Linked DNA regions of Mus musculus: regions 1, 3 and 4 are each linked to region 2. A link is a loop called in an ENCODE intact Hi-C map of the cell type or tissue named here. Cell type or tissue: heart. All regions are shown on one strand. Region 1 has its middle 25 kb from the start of Gm32242. Region 2 holds the start of n-TEctc11 (a tRNA gene). Region 3 holds the start of n-TMcat13 (a tRNA gene). Region 4 holds the start of n-TTtgt4 (a tRNA gene).

The links. Hi-C counts contacts between places; a loop is a spot of excess contacts. Peaks named below come from ENCODE experiments on the same cell type or tissue, not always from the same donor. Only the 100,000 strongest peaks of a DNase experiment are listed, where the experiment ranks them.
Region 1: it touches region 2 in a loop (4-fold over the local background); 2 of 42 quality-filtered maps call a loop at or near these places.
Region 3: a loop joins it to region 2, with 4 times the contacts of the local background. A loop is called at or near these places in 10 of 42 quality-filtered maps.
Region 4: it touches region 2 in a loop (4-fold over the local background); 10 of 42 quality-filtered maps call a loop at or near these places.

What each region holds. Positions count from the first base shown.
Region 1 is chr13:21,033,369-21,037,368 of GRCm38, reverse strand. It overlaps a transcript of Aoah not described here. Among named protein-coding and RNA genes, the nearest start is that of Gm32242, 25 kb to the right of the region's middle. In heart, a CTCF peak has its summit at 2,158 (motif pointing right); no DNase peak of the experiment used is centred here.
Region 2 is chr13:21,157,419-21,161,418 of GRCm38, reverse strand. n-TEctc11 (a tRNA gene) reads left to right here and starts at 563; the gene lies at 563-634. n-TFgaa4 (a tRNA gene) reads right to left here and starts at 14; the gene lies at 1-14. In heart, a CTCF peak has its summit at 2,410 (motif pointing right); DNase peaks (open chromatin) are centred at 28, 608, 1,018 and 2,418; H3K4me3 peaks cover 3,265 bases; H3K27ac peaks cover 1,564 bases.
Region 3 is chr13:21,324,875-21,328,874 of GRCm38, reverse strand. It overlaps n-TMcat13 (a tRNA gene), which reads left to right and starts at 2,086; the gene lies at 2,086-2,158. In heart, CTCF peaks have their summits at 1,754 (motif pointing right) and 2,540 (motif pointing right); a DNase peak (open chromatin) is centred at 1,774; H3K4me3 peaks cover 2,051 bases; H3K27ac peaks cover 457 bases; H3K27me3 peaks cover 61 bases.
Region 4 is chr13:21,273,201-21,277,200 of GRCm38, reverse strand. n-TTtgt4 (a tRNA gene) reads right to left here and starts at 1,245; the gene lies at 1,172-1,245. In heart, a CTCF peak has its summit at 1,975 (motif pointing right); a DNase peak (open chromatin) is centred at 1,160; H3K4me3 peaks cover 2,532 bases; H3K27ac peaks cover 1,027 bases.

The DNA.
Region 1 (4,000 bases), 120 kb after region 2:
CTGAGCAGGCCTTTGGGATGAGAGAGATACCCTCTGTGATGGCAAGTCTTGGTTGTCAATTTGACTGCATTTGAAATAAGCTAGAACCTAAGCTGCAGGGCATTCCAGTGAGGCATTTTTCTTAATCAGATTATTTGAATCAGGACAGCTTACTTTAAATCTGGGCCACACTTTCTGGTGGCAGCCCAGATAAAAGGATATGGAAGAGGAGAACTTTGCTTTTTTGCCCACATTCTCATTGGCAAGTTCAACTGTCAGGTTGCTGCCAAAAGTTTTAGTATTCCAAAACAGACTATAAAGACCAACATCTCTCTAGGAATCCATGAGGACTCCAGATTGGGATTTCTGAGACATCCAGTTTCACTGACTGAACAACTACCAGATTCTCAGCCTTTCAATTATTTGGCAGCCATTGGAAAGCTTCCAGAAGGAAATCTTGTAACCCAGTATAATATCTTAATATCTCTGTGTATGCACATGCCTGTGTGAGTGTGCATGTGCGTGCGTGCGTGCGTGTGTGTGTGTGTGTGTGTGTCTGTGTGTGTGTGTGTGTGCGCGCGAGCGAGCGAGAGAATTAAGACTGTAAGGTCATATTTTCTTTTAGTTGTGCAAAGAAAGATTGAAGACAGTGAATAGAAGTTATCTAATTGGGAGTAGGAGTGAGGCTATCTTTGTAGGATATTTTAATTTTAATTACATTTAATGTACTACCTATTAAATGATAAAATAAGATAGAGATTTCTAAATTTATGATTTTGATCTTTTTATTACTAACTTGGAAAAATCAATTAGTAAAACCTTTTGATAAGATCACCACAGATACAAGATAAGCTTTTACTACTGGCATGCATCTATAGGGACCAGCCTAGACAGCCACCCTGTCGTCTCTAGCAACTAGTGCAAAAATCAGGCCACATGGAGCAAACACTCCAGGAAGACACAGGAACTCTGATAGCAGTGACTGCTATGAGCTAAGATGAGTCCTACCTGACTTTCCCTCACTTTCATCCCAGTTTCCATCTTTGGATCAAGAGGAAAGAGCCCCATGTATTTCCATAGGAAATCACAAAGAATGTTCCACTGTGGGTTAGCTGTATCCATCTTATCATCTGGTTAGTGACACACATGGCATACCACTTTCCCCACTGTAAAATCTTCCCAGACCTTAGTTGGTGAGCCTCTGCCAAATGTGACACATGGAGGGGTTGGCTCTCTTGCTACACTGTGCCAGCTCTTTGTCACTTGACTTGGTACCTGAAACAAACAAACAAAAAAATTAAAATGGTAAAGGTCTATGTTGTTCTACACTTACAGGACTTTTAGTTCATGGTTGCTTGCTGTTCAGAAGTGTAGTGGTACAGTCCAGCCTCAGGAAATGGGGGAGAGAAAAAAGAGGTTCAAACTGTTAGGGCTAGCAAGGCAGTTTGGCTGTTAAGAGCACTGGCTGTTGTAGAGGCTTTAGGTATGATTCTCAGAACCTGAATGACCACTAACAACCTTTTGCAACTTCAGTGCTTCATGCATGTGGCACATGTATGTATGTGTAATTAGAACACACACACACACCAAACTGCAAAGTATCCATGCTCTGGGTGAATAGTCTTTGCCAATATAATTTTAAATATTTGCAGGTCTTCCCAATTTTTAACTTAAATGCACAAGCTAAGAATGATTACTAAAACATCCCTGTATTTATTATTATTCGCTTAATATATTTAACACGTTCTGAGATAGATTAGAAGAATGTTGAATTCTGGGAACCTAGGGATTGTATGTGTATATATGTGTGTCTTAATTCTCATATAGTAGGGCTTTAAAACACCAACTTGGTGTTTTTAATAATATATATATTCAAGTGTATCATTAAAACCTCAGGTTGGTGTTTTAAAGTCCTACCATATGAGAATTAAGACACACGTATATACATATATACATTATTTCACGTGCTAAGAGATACATTTTTTTTTAAAAAGACACTTTTCCGGCTATTAGTGTGAATTTTTATATCAATAAAAATTCTAGGAGGAGGTCAAGGATTTGAGGAAATAATACTGGCCTGTCAATCAAGAGCCTCTTTGAACTGAGGACTGAATTTGTTAATTCCAGTGAAAGCTATAATGCACAGTTGAAGTTTTTCATCTTTGCCACCAGATGGTGCAAACACATCTCTACTGGTTTTGCTAAGTTGCTTTGGTATCCTGCTCTTCAGAGGTGTGGAAAATTGAAGTTGAGTTATGCATGCTCTTAACTAAGTTAAGGTTAATCATGAGTTTAGCTTTAGTCGCAGCTAAGTATATTTACAAGTGCGACATCTGAAGGATGTATCTTTTAGGACAATGTGTGCCAGACAATTAAGCAGCCTGAAATGGAGTATTATCTATCGCCCCTCACCTTGTGTTTTTCAAATCCCAGGCTCCACAGGTTAGTTCTATCCAGATTTCCCCTTGCCTAGCATCTGCTGCCATAAGGACAAGCCATACACTTGTTGTGAGGTGTGTTCTCAGAATGGGCTGTCATTCCCACATTAAATACCTTGGCTTTGTTCATCTGTCCTATGGTGTCCTGTGAACAAAGCACTTGTAGTTTTTCTTCCTTAAAGTCTGTGTTCTTGGGACTTCAGTGCTGGCTGGAGATGCTTTGCTTCGAAGCTGTACTTCTTGGGCCAGGAAATGGTTCATAGGGTAAAGGCAGCTGACACAGACTTGATGACTTGTGTCTGATCTCTGGAGCTCCCGTAGTGGAAGGAGAGACCTGATTCCTGCCAATTGTTCTCCCATAACAATAACATGTGTGCCACTCCCAACCTGTGAACATAAAATAAAGGAATAAAATGAAATTAAAAATTAAGAAAAAAGAGAAACTATTCTTCTCTCTTGGAAGATGAGGCCACAGTCACTGGAATGCTGGGGATGCACCCCAAAGGTGGCATGGTCAGTTTCCACAGACTCAAAAAGTCTGCAGAAACCATGCACTGGAAGACTTGGAATTCGGTGAATTGGAAACAGGGAATCTATAGAGAGGTCATTAGGCACATTGTCTCTTACCTGCAATTTTGTGGGCCAGATATGCATCAGAACAGGATGTTTTGAGTTTATAGAGGAGCTGAAGGGATAGTATAGGGGTTAAGACCATATATTGTACTCAGGGGACCTGTTCATTTTCTAGTACATACTTTTGGTGGTTCACAATTGCTGTTACTCCAACAGCAGATGAAGGTTATCTAACAACTTTTTCTGGCCTCCAAGGGCACTACACACACACACACACACACACACACACACACACACACACACACAGAGTTAAACATAAATATGTTTTTTTTAAATTCATTGAGTTAATCTGGTGTATAGATAATGTATAATGTATTATGTCAAAGGATTGAGAGAAACTCCCCAATAGCCCTCATTTTTCTCTAGGGAAACAGAAATGCTTTTGTTGAAAGGGCTAAGTAGAGACCAAATGGTGTTATGTCCAAGTAGATGAGGATTTGCGTTCAGATGATTTGTGGTTGATAGGGAGTTTTGGATTGGCGTATGTAGGCAAGGTGCTGGGGCCTGTAATAGGTGTCCTAGATAGGTGTGTTAGTTCATCCAGCGCTCACAGAGCTCGCTTATTAATCATAGAATAGAAAGGGGGGTCTGTGAGAATTGGTATAGGCAAGTGGCTTTCCCAAAGTCACAGAGCTCAGCCAACATACAAACTAAGGCCTGACTCCCAGTGCGTATGTTACATTACATCGCCTCTAACACGTTCTAGAATGTGAAGTGTTATACGGGGGCAAGAACTCTGGAGAGATTTGCCAACATTTGGTATTTGCCCATCTTTCACATGGTTCTTTATTTTCTTTGGTGTCTCTGACAAAAAATATGGTGCCACAATGATCATTCCAGCTGATGGGCAGAACCAAGTTGCGGCTGGCACTACCGCTGAGAAGCCAAGTATGGCAGGGGAGGAAGCAGAGAGCAAGTGCAGCCAGCACGCCAGATGGCAGCATAGCCAG
Region 2 (4,000 bases):
TGAGCTATTTCGGCCACGCCCAGCATGCTCTCACGCTGAGTTCTAAAGACTTTCTCACGTAGGTCCAGGCTGGGCGTGACCAAAGAACTTCACGCTTAACAGCGTTACTTAGGCAATCTAAGATGTGATGTTCAAACAGCTTCTTGTATCATAAAGAGAAAAGCAAGGAGACAATTTAAATCACTCTCTAAAACTTTCCTTCCTTAGCGCCGTTAAACCTAGTATTCGAGAGGCGGAGGCAGGCGGTTCTCTCTAAATTCAGGGCTAGCCTTATCTTCGTAGAGTTGCATCTTAGGGCTGAGACATTGTCTCAAAAATTACCTTAATGATCTTGTTAATTTTTAATAATAGCAACATGTAAACATACATTTTCTAGAATGTATTCTGGGTCAATTCCTACATATAAGCAGGGGAGCACCAACTCTATCGTACTCTTTCACGTCTTCTGAATTTGATTTGCTGGAATTTGTGGTTGGTTAACTGAATGAATCCATCATTAACACATCAGATAGTTGTTTGGCCAATTAAAGTCTTAGCTCTTGCAAGAGGACAACTGGCAGTTTCCCTGGTGGTCTAGTGGTTAGGATTCGGCGCTCTCACCGCCGCGGCCCGGGTTCGATTCCCGGTCAGGGAAGTGCAGTTTTTGTTTTTCCAAACCTCACTCAAACTTTTGGGTCGGAACATTGTACAGTAAAATTACCGGTTTCATAAGTGAGCTTCAGCTTTGTATCCAATTTACTTATGCTAGTCCAATTGCAAATTACCAGCTTATGTAATTTCATTATTTTCAAAATTTTACTAATTATTTGATCCTGTGAAGACCGAGCCTTTTATTTTCCGAATGCTCAAATGCTCTTGCTAAAGGAGTTAGGTTCTGTTGCCAGAATCCACTGGATATTTCTAACAGCTGGTTACTCCATTTCCAGGGGATCTAGCGCTTTCCTCTTTCCTCATGGTCACCAGACACCCCCGCAGCACACTGCCATACACGCAGGCAGAACAGTCATATATTAAAATATAAACAAATAAATCGTATTGAATTTATTTTTAGTGTTTATGGCTGAGTGTATACATGCACGACGTGCCCGCAGAGTTAGAGGCGGTCCTGAGCTGCCTTGTAGGGGTGAGCCGGGACCCTCTAAAATAGCAACAAGTGTTTTTCATTGTTGGGCCATTGACCCACCCCTTTCCCGTTATTTTCCTTCCTCCTCCCCATCTCTCTCCGAACTTGTAGATTTAAAAACTCATGCTATAAGGGTGACTCGGAGAGGGGGGAAATTCGCAGACCATTTTCTTGAGAAGCTGGCTAGGTTTGCACAGGGTGTTGTAAAGATAAATTGTAAAGGAGACAAGTGGGACCTCGCGGTGCTTCCCACCGGCTGGAAGTTTCCTGGTGACTGGAGCAGGAGTCCCTTAAATGTGTTGATTGGTAAAAAGCTGAAGGGCTCAAAATTTCTAGGGTCCTCTGGCACAAGAGAACTGTTTAAAATGCTTTAAATAGTTTTTTCTAAAGAGAGGGAACATTGAATTCTCAGTGCGTCGTATTTAACTAGGATTCTAAGACATTTTAAGTCAAAGAATGAGAATTAATTGCAAGCATCAGAGAACCTGACGGAGAAGGTCGCCCCATTATGACATAAATCCCTAAAGGAGAGATCCATCCTTGACTCTGAGGCTATACCGCGGAGCCCTGACCATTTAAAGGGATCAGATTGCTCCCCTCAAGTGACAGCGGTGATAATGTCTGCATATCCCTTGCAGAAGGAGAACAGAGAACGGCGAGAGCGCGGGTCTGAGCCGTTCTGGCAGTTGTGCACACGCCAAACCCTCCTTTCACACATATAGTGCATACTACAGAATATATTTCCAAAGTTCCTCCTTGCCCTTTGATGGTAGACGTGGAGTCATCGAACCGGTTTTCCGGTTTTCCACTGTGGCTACCTAGGTTAAATGTCCTCTCTCTGCCCTTCACAAATCCTCTCTGACCTGTGAGACAGGCTGTTAATTGTAGTTTGTTGTCTGGACACTCGGAGTTAGAACTTAGTTATAAACGTCCAGTAGCATACTCGTAACTGCATTCTGTAATCATTTGCCATTTCTGTTCAATTCGAGGTACCTGAGGCTATCCTGACTGGCTAGGGTTAGGAGAAAGGGGTTCCGGGCGGTAGCATTGCTTCTTCCAAAGTGACCAGGCAAAAATAAATACGTAGTCACCGCGCTAATGGATCCTTGATGCTCACTTACTCTCTGAAATTCTTTATTCGTTTTTCTACTTGAGTTCTACTTCACAGACCTTCAACAAGCAAAAAACAAACAACCAAAAAGCAAACACTAGAGAGAAAAATCAGTTCCTGGACTGATGTTCCTAAGAGACAAGGAGCTGCTGATACAGCAGTAAAGCAAATACCACCAGAAGGCGGCGCTCTTGCTCCAGGTCGGGCCCCGAAGGCTAACGTTGACGTCTAGTGACTTGCTGTTAGAAGCATACATTGTGGAGAGATCACTGTGGATAGGAACAAAACACCGAGAGAAGAGAGTTGGATAGTCAGGTAGAGAGCTCAGAGTCACTCGACATGCGAAAACACATGGATTCAGATTAATGGACAGGGCAAAAGTAGTTGGTAATTGCTTTGGTTTTCCTGGGAATCCTTTTTTTCTTAGTCGTTATCCTAATTTTCCTGGGAAACAATACCTTCTAAGTGCTGAGAAGGGTGCAGGGTGTATGATGCTACTTAGCCAGTCCACTCCTATAGAAGGCCACTTGAAGACAAAGCAGAGATACCAGTGGAAGCTGAACTTGAAGGAACTTGCTGACTTTTTTTTTTCCTGTTAGAAATGGACCTTTTCGCTTGACTGAGAGACTTAGACTCTTTTAACTGAGTCGAATCTTTCTGGTTCAGGAGTAAAAATTCACTGGACACGCTCTTGACCCCCTAAGGAACGCGGGGGTTGCGGGGGGCGGGCAGAACTTTACTAATACAGTTAGGTCATAACAGCAACTGTACTTTTACAGCATTGGAATCCTGGCATTTCAAAGTGAGCTGTCTTTGGCTTTTTCCCTGGTGGGAATTCCGCTGTATGACCTCTCGGTGAATAGATGGGACTTGAACTCTGCAGTGAGGTGGGCTGTGGAGGGATGCAGGGCTTTTATTTTGCAGATCACGGACCTACAGATCAGTGGGGTGTCTGCGTGCCTCCCTCCCCTTTCCTGGGTGACTAAGGAACAGAGGTCATTGGTGTCTCCAGCATTTGTCAAATAGGGATAGGGGGAGCGACGACACCCAGAGGTCCTTCAAGGAAATACTCCTGTGTGGTAGTGTCCAAGCCATCTAATTCGTTGGATTTAGGATTGTATCTGGGAAAAAAAAAATCCTACCTCTGCCAAGGTTTTTCCACATTGTCAGTGCGCCCTCAGCTCCTAAGATTCCACTCCCTGTTACACAACTCTAAAATGCTTTTATGGTAACATTTCCTGCCTTAATTGCTTTTCTATCGCTGAGGCAAGACACTATGAGTAAAGTATCTTATAAAAGAAAGCATTTAATTTGGGGGTCATAGTTCCAGAGGGCTAGAATCCGTGGTTCTAATGGCAGCAAGCATAGAGCTAGAGCAGTAGCTGAGAGCTAATATCTCCAGCCACAGCACAAGGGGTGGGGGGAGGAGAGGAAGGAGGGAGGAGGGAGAGGAGAGAGAGCCCATCTCCAGTGACACCCTCCTCCAAGAAGCCCCATCTCCTAACCCTTCCCAAACAGGTCCACCAACCGGGGATGAAGTATTCACTCACATATGAGCTTATGGGGGTCTTTCTCCTCTAAACTACCACTCTTCCCAATCATAAATTTGTGGGTGAAATAGTTCATTTCAGCAGTAATTGATGGGAACTATTTAGGAATCAACTTCTCATCTAGTACATAATCCATATTACTATTATAATATATGATATATTAGAATATGATTATTATTAATTTTTTTCTAGTGTCTTTACTCTGAGAACTAGAAG
Region 3 (4,000 bases), 170 kb before region 2:
TGAGCACCTTCCGGGCATCTTGGCTAATCTCTGTTTTCTTTTCTTTTTTTCCAGGTGTCTCTGCTGATCTAAGACTCTTCTAGACAGCGCTGCTTCTCTCAGAATCTCTCGAAAGTACTTATAGCTTATATATGTATGCTTGGAGAACGAGGGATTTAGTGAATCTGGTCAGTTTCAGGGACTTCCTGAAGTCACTGAGTTATTCCTTTTGTAAGTTTAATGGGCTTCAAAGCAGTATGTAATATGTATCTCCCTTTACAACAGTGTATTGTTTTGCCTCCCCTTAATGTCCTGAGGCCTAATAAGGGTTCGTCTGGGATGGGACATTGCTACACAACACAATATAAGTTCTTATTTGTCATCTGTAATATACACTAACATAGCTCCATAAAATTGACCATCACAGAGACACAACAGAGAAGGAAGAAACTCTTTTTGGTCTGGGAATCATGGCAACAATGTGAAGTGACGAAGGAAGCAGAACAGGTCTGGAAAGTGTAAAATGTCAGGAAAGTAATAGGCTTTTGCCTGCCTGTGTGAGCAAAGGCGATACAGATTGATTGTAACCCTGTGTTCTGGCCATATAGCTGCTCCAAAGAACTGTGCACAAGAAGGGTTGGGCAGGAATGAGTGCTCATTGCAAAGGCAACATCGCCACGCAGAACTTAGGAACTTTCTCTTATTTCATTTCAAAGATTTTAAAGGCACAAAAAGGACAGATTTAGAAATAACATTTTCACACTCTTGTTGCAGAAAAGTATATATCTTTAAGGTGACCTAAAGTTAGAAGCCACTGTGCATCAAGGCTTATAGTAAGACTGGCAGGGGTGATTTGCAGTTACATCCCCGAATAACTAGAGTCTCTATCCAGTATCTTAGACCCCCATAGACACACTACCTCACAAGCAAATTCCTGGTACTGACCGCAATGATGTCAAAGACACAAGTATGTTTTACTGTTTTTCGTTATAACATTTTAAATATAAATTATTCTGTAGATGTCCCAACCACCATAGTCTACAAATAGGCTTCTCCTTCTGCTTTGACACCCTGTTCACGGTTGTTGCAGCCTACTCAAAGATATCTTCAGTGGAAGCTTTGCCTTCCTCAGAAAACAGGGGGCTCTCTCTCCAAACCTCAAATCTCACGCTCCAGCTGTGGTCTTTGCAGCCAGGCTTTTGGATGGATGTGCTCAGCTCCCACAGGTTGTGGGACTCGGCTACTCTCCAAAGAGCAGCGCGCGCATCTCTGTGCCCCTCCTACCCATACACCATTGGAACCGGGTTAAGCTCTCTAGCACTTTCCTCACAGTGAAGCAGAGATGATAAAACGTACCAAAACCTTTTATAACAGTTTTATTTCTTAAATTCCAGAACTTGGGAGGCTGAAGCCAGAGTATGTGAGCTTCGTACTGAGATCCAGGACAGGTTGGGCTACAGAGTGAAACCCTTTCTCAAAACAAAACCCCCAAATGCAAAGGATTTCATTTCTAGAAAATGTGTATAAACGAGAGTTTTCTACTGACCTCAAAGTTCAATGTCCTTACTTGTGTCTCTTATTAGTATTTCCTGACAACTTATTTGTGACCAGTGGATAGTGCCCTAGATGATATTGTGAGGTATTGTGTCATTCTGCGGACTACAGCGCTTTTAAGTAACTTACACAAGAAAACTACGCGAATTATTTCCCCGTGCGTCCTCCCATCCCATCTCATTTTTATTACTGTTTTGGAGCCTGAACCGGTAGAGGGCGCTCAGGTCCTGCGGTTAGGGAACAATCCTGGTTGCGGCTTCTGCGGTTTCCGCCTCCGCTGTCCTCTAAAAAGTTCACGCTCACGAACTGCCTTTGATGCACAGGAGCAAACAAGATGTCAATGTTTTAATGGACTTACGATTTTTAATGGGTTACATTGCAGCTGTCGGTGGTCTCCTGCAGCTCGGGGTGGCGTGGTGGACACGGCACACCGCTCTTTTGATTTCTGTTACAGGAAAGGTGGTGGTGGAGAAAACAATTTAACTTCAAAAGGATTATAGAAATGTGAAAAAAATTAGGATCAATAGTTTTACTCAAAGCTCAATACTCAGTGCCTTCTTAGCGCAGTAGGCAGCGCGTCAGTCTCATAATCTGAAGGTCCTGAGTTCGAACCTCAGAGAGGGCAGATGTTTTAGTGGCTGATAAATTGTTTCAAACCTATAATTTTATCAAAGGATAGTTGTCGTACACCATGAGTGTAATGAGGCCGTAGCCCTTTGAGATCTTTCTCCTTTTGCTTCAGTACCTCTTTACAAGGCGTTTTTTTAAATGCCTATCACAATGCATTACACAAAGCTAAAACTGTGCCTAATATCATAAATCTGTCAGTTACCTAGTGACCCTCTAGAAAATGACACAAATCTAGAGGTTTTAAACAGTTCAGATGTGGCATCTTGTTCTGAGGTCAAACTCTGCTGGGATAAGCCTCAAGTCTCTGGGCACTTGGGGTTTGATCCATGGTCAATTGACCAGGAATTGCAGACTCAGATGTCTACCAGAAGGTGGCGTAGTTTGAGAAAATAAATCACAGAACCCTTTACAGGGCTTCTATCTGTAGCTAACCAGAGAATTAACAGATTCAGAATATCGTTAAACTTCTTTCACTCTTGGATCGAGTTGCTAGGAGTTTTATAGCTCTTTCAAATTTAAGACATTTAAGAGTAAATCCCATTAAAGAGGGTATAGTGTTACATGCCTGTAATCCCTGCATTGGGGGAACTTAGGAATGATAGCCACAAGTTACAGGCTTGTCTCAACCAGACGGATAGACCTACTATATAGTTCTGTTTATTTCACTGCCACAGTTGTGGGCTATAGGAAACCAAAGTAATAAAGTAATAGCCATAACAAGTCCAAAGAAACATCTACATTATGCCCTAGGAAATGTTGTTTCTGAAGGCATCCGAGGACCAGCTGTCAATTCAGTGACTCTATAACAAATGAAGAGACCCACCTCGATAACCCACTATTGGATGATCAATAGCTTCATTTTGGGAGGACAAACTAACAACTAGATATATTCCACTACCAACATGTGGGCACAGACATACAGGTCTTAAAAAAACAGAACACTATCTGTCTTTGATTGCAGTGGAGAATACAAAGGTTGTTATTATTGGTTGTTTGGGGTTGGGGGGGTAAGCTAGGGTTGCTCTATGTAACTCAGGCTGTCTTTCAATAAGTCTCCTGTCTCTGCCTCTCAAGTGCTGAGATTACAGGCATGAGTGAGCCAGTATGTCAGGCTTCAAATGTTATTGTGCGAGTCACTCAAAACCAACAGGGTTTATTAAGCTTAGGAGTCCAAGTGATGATGGATAACCAACAGCTTTCAATGATCTTTTGACAGAATAAGGGCGTCTGCCTTTTGACCAATACCTCCACTCTGTGTACAAAAACAAATCTTTGCTCAACAGTCAACAGGTCACAACCATTTAGTGAGCTTGTACAGAAACCAAGCTTATGATTATGAAACGCAGCACAGATACATCTCTGAAGAATTTAATGGCTGTTCTCAGGCACATAACCATCAAAAGCGTAAGAGCTCAATCCCCAGTATTCCATGAGAGGACAGACTCCTAATGAGTGGTCACCAGCCTCTAATAAACACAGCTAGCCTGGCTAGTCCCGCTCATGATTTAAATAAATAAATAAATAAATAAATAAATAAATAAAGCCTTTGTATATTTAGTTTCTCTGACTCTGAGCCCCAATCCTCCCTCAGTGACACATTTCAGCAGGGAGATGTTAGTTTTTATTTGTGCCTGTTCTATGGGGACGCCCTGGAGAAACTTGATCTGAAACAGTGGCCTCCTATCGTGCTTATTTGACACAAGCTACTTGGCATTCCTTGTCTGTGACAAGTCTCTGCAGTCTGCCTCCATCTTCACAGGGACTGTCCCTGAATCTAAATCTTCCTCTTTACATTCACAAAAGCTCAAGGCACCTGACTGTGTCCCACCTTAACACA
Region 4 (4,000 bases), 120 kb before region 2:
TGCTAAGCATATTCGAATCCATAAGCAATAGAAAAGGTGGTCTTTAAATGTACAGAAGGAAAGTCATGCTAGAATACGTGATTATCCTGAGTTGCTATTTTTTCACTCAGTGTTGTGAGAAAATAAAAATACCATTACTATAAGATTGTTCCATTGCTCTTGTTAGACGATCGTTATTAAAAAGAAAATTCCCTTGCCAGATATGGTGGCCCGCACCTTTAATCGTAACGCTTGAAGCAAAGGCTGGAGGAACTCTGAGTAGGGCAGCCAGGGCTACACAGAGACCCTATCTCAAAAACAAACAAACAAACAAGGAACATCCATTTCTTAAAAGAAAGCATCCCTGCATTTCTACAGCAGGGGCAGAAAGCCAAGTGGGTAGGAAGCCGAATGGGTGGGGGAGGTGGGCTCCCCTCGCCCGCTGATGGAAGTTTTGGAAAAAGGAACTTGTGACCTCTTTTGCACTTGCGACCCCTTCTGCACCAGCGCTGTGCAACTAGCTTAGACTAACGATTCCTTAATCCCCACCACCACCACCACCACCACCCCCCCCCCCACACACACACACCCCGTTAAGACCCCAGGTGACGTAGACCCAAACCCACTACTGAATCTCAAAGCAAACTAGAGAATCGAAAGAAGCTGAAAAGAGGCGGAGAGACCTGCCTTTGACCCGAAAGGTAAAAAGCACAGAGATAGGAGACATCAATTCTCTCACTCATTCACTCAACAAACCGCGGCAACCCCGCTTAAGGAGCCGCTAGCGGTCCAGAATTGGGCTCTTTCCAAATTGTTATAATTGATGGTTGGACAGAAGTTCCCTGAAACCCGCTAGAGTCGCCGAGTCCCACAAGCAGCTTCCAGGCCGTCAACAGACTTTTTCTGTTCTGGGACACCAACTGAGGTGTCCTATGTCCCCTATCTCCCGCTGCTGGGCCGTTGTACGCACGGAGGGCCCAGGCATCAAACGCTCCTGGAAATTCTCTTGGTCCACGTTTGGCTTCTCGCTCTTTTTATTTTTGTAAAATTTATTCATTTGGAACGAGAAGAGGGTTTGCGGAAGTTTAGGCATATTCTTTGTTGTCCCGCCATTTTCAAGAGGGAGGACGGCACCTTACGGAGAGTATTGTCTTCATCCACAAGACAAAATGCTCCACAAAGGAAAAAAGATAGGCCCCACTGGGATTCGAACCCAGGATCTCCTGTTTACAAGACAGGCGCTTTAACCAACTAAGCCATGGAGCCAACTGCTGTACCAAGCCTGAAAACATACCTCTATTTAATTTCTAAGGGTCATTTTGTTCATTTATTTTTAAAGTAATTTAATTGTATGTTTAAGTGTTTTGGGGGTTTGAGGGTTTTTTATAACTGTATATTTAATTTAAATTTATTGTGTATTGCTCACGTGGAACGCTCTCGAAAAGACAAAGAATATCAATTGTCTGTGAAAGTGCTCAGCCTTCATTCGATTCCTATCGCACAGGGTCCCTGCTCCCACTGAACGAGTCGGGGAAAGGAGAGGGACACGGCACAGGACGGGTCTCTTGCCTGCAGAAACCCACTTTCTGACTTCTGAATCCTCGCACCAGAGTCTTTGGAACCAGGGGGACATTTACTATCATTTCCCCCTTTGATCGCGGTTGTTTGCATTTAACTAATTAACTTCTTTTCACCTTGTTTTGTTTGAGATACGATCTCAATTTTGTAGCACAGACTCGCCTTCAATTCAGGGCAATTCTTCTGTCCCGAGCGCTGGGGTTACAGGGGTGAGCCGTAACACCGTCTGTCTTCAAACGTTGGGAAAATTCGGCTGGTTACTTATTTAAATCCTGACGTATTTTTTCATTCTAAAAATCCCCTAATTACTCTTACAACCCAAGATTATGTGACCCCCTTCATCAAGTCAGCTAATGTATAGGAAGGCCATATTTTCAGAATTAGGATAACGATAAACGCACAGTAACTTTCAAGTGGTCACCAGAGGGACCCAAAGGGTTGCTTACAGCAGGACAGAATGAGGATAGTCCACAGTTTCCATCCAACACTGCGGCTTACGTTTCCATCCATCAATGCGGCTTACATTTCTTTATCCCAGCATGAGTCTAACTGGCTCAGCCGACTGTAGTGCGGTGGGAAGAGTAATCTCACCCAGGAAGAGGCAGCAAACGCTCTGGCAATGGTCTACTCCAACGAGCAGCCGGGGGTTCTATGTGCAAAACTCAGAAAAATGCATTGTTGGTATTTCTTTCCTGTGTTCTCTCCCTGTGTGTGTTGAAAACGCTAGGTGTTGTGATTTTTTTAAACTTGTACTATTGAACACTCGAGCATCCATTTTATAAAGGTAAACTGAATTCTGCAGATGATGGTGTTGTTTATCTATAATCCCAGCAGTCAGGAGGCTGAGGCCGGGAGTATGGGACCTCGCTCTGTAGCCCTGTGGAGGTTTCTTCAACGACTGCTGCAGAAACTCAAGTGGAAAAATACTTTGACAAAGCTATAAGAAAGAAAGAAAGAAAGAAAGAAAGAAAGAAAGAAAGAAAGAAAGAAAGAAAGAAAGAGAGAGAGAGAGAGAGAGAGAGAGAGAGAGAGAGAGAAAGGAAGGAAGGAAGGAAGGAAGAAAGGAAGAAAGAAAGGAAGAAAGAAAGAGAAAGAAAGGAAGAAAGAAAGGAAGAAAGAGAAAGAAAGAGAAAGAAAGGAAGAAAGGAAAGATAGAGAAAGAGAGAAAGAGAGAGAAAGAGAGAAAGAAAGACAATCAACCTAATATGACCAAGTCACTGATCTCCATGGTCCCAGGGAGTCCCACAGAATAAATAAGACGCTTTTGGAGGCAGTTGTTTCAATAAAAGTCTCTCATGAAGATTCTAAAACACTTCATTCTGCCCTAAATCACTTGCTGTTCGCTGTTTCTCTTTATCTCTTTGCCACAGAGAGTTGTGTTTGTATGTTTAGTTTTATCTCTCTTGCTTTGGAATTGTTTTGTAACAGGAAGAGTCAGGACTTGTTATCAGATCCAGAATATTCTTACCATTGATCTAGCGATCACCTGTTCTCTGCCCTCTCTCATGAGCAGGTGACAGAACTCTTCAGTCTTTCCTCCGTTACTGTAATTCTTCTATGATATCCCCTTTCCTTATCTGTTTGGCTTTCGAGATACTTCCTGTTAGCTCTGAACAAAAGATTAACTGAGTCACTTAAATTTTAAACATTGGGATCACATAACAGAATACATGTGCAAGTCCCTCAACACGGTGCATGGATAAACTCCCTGTAGACATCACCCATCCTATGAGCAGAGTACAGACTTAGTGGCTCTGCCAATGGCCATCCTTCTCCCTCTACTCTGCTAAGGTCTCTTCAAAATTCTGCAACCGCATTGTGAGTGCTTTCTCTTTAAGTTTCTATTCTATAGAATCTCTAATCTATGCCGCCATTTACAGTTCATATATAAAAGAAACAATACTTTTGTATCCTCCTACAACCTGACTTTTCAAAAAATTACACATCTTAAACTTAATCCATAGTGGTCTGTATAACTGTAGGCCATTCGTTCTTACTTATTTTTAACGTTATTACTTTATTTCTTTATTACTTTAAGACAGGGTCTTGCTATGTAACCCTGGATTGCCTCAAATTTCTAGCAGCCTTTCTGCCTCTGCCTTTTCAGCCCAGGGGCTGCTGGCTCGAGTTAGCAGGTACCTACCAGTCTGAGCTGTCTTAGGTACACTTTCTACTGATGTGATGAAACATCACAAACAATACAACTTGAGGAGGAAAGGGTTCATTTCAGCTTATATTTCCAGGTAACAGTCCATCACTGAGGGGAGTCAGGGCAGGAACTAGAGACAGGAACTTAAGCAAATGCCATTAAAATGCTGTTTGCTGACTTGTTCAGCCCGTTTTCTTATAGACCCCAGGACCACCTGCCCAAAAGTGGTACCACCCACAATGGGCTGGACCCACTCACATCAATCACCTATCAAGACCAGGTACCAAAGGGTCT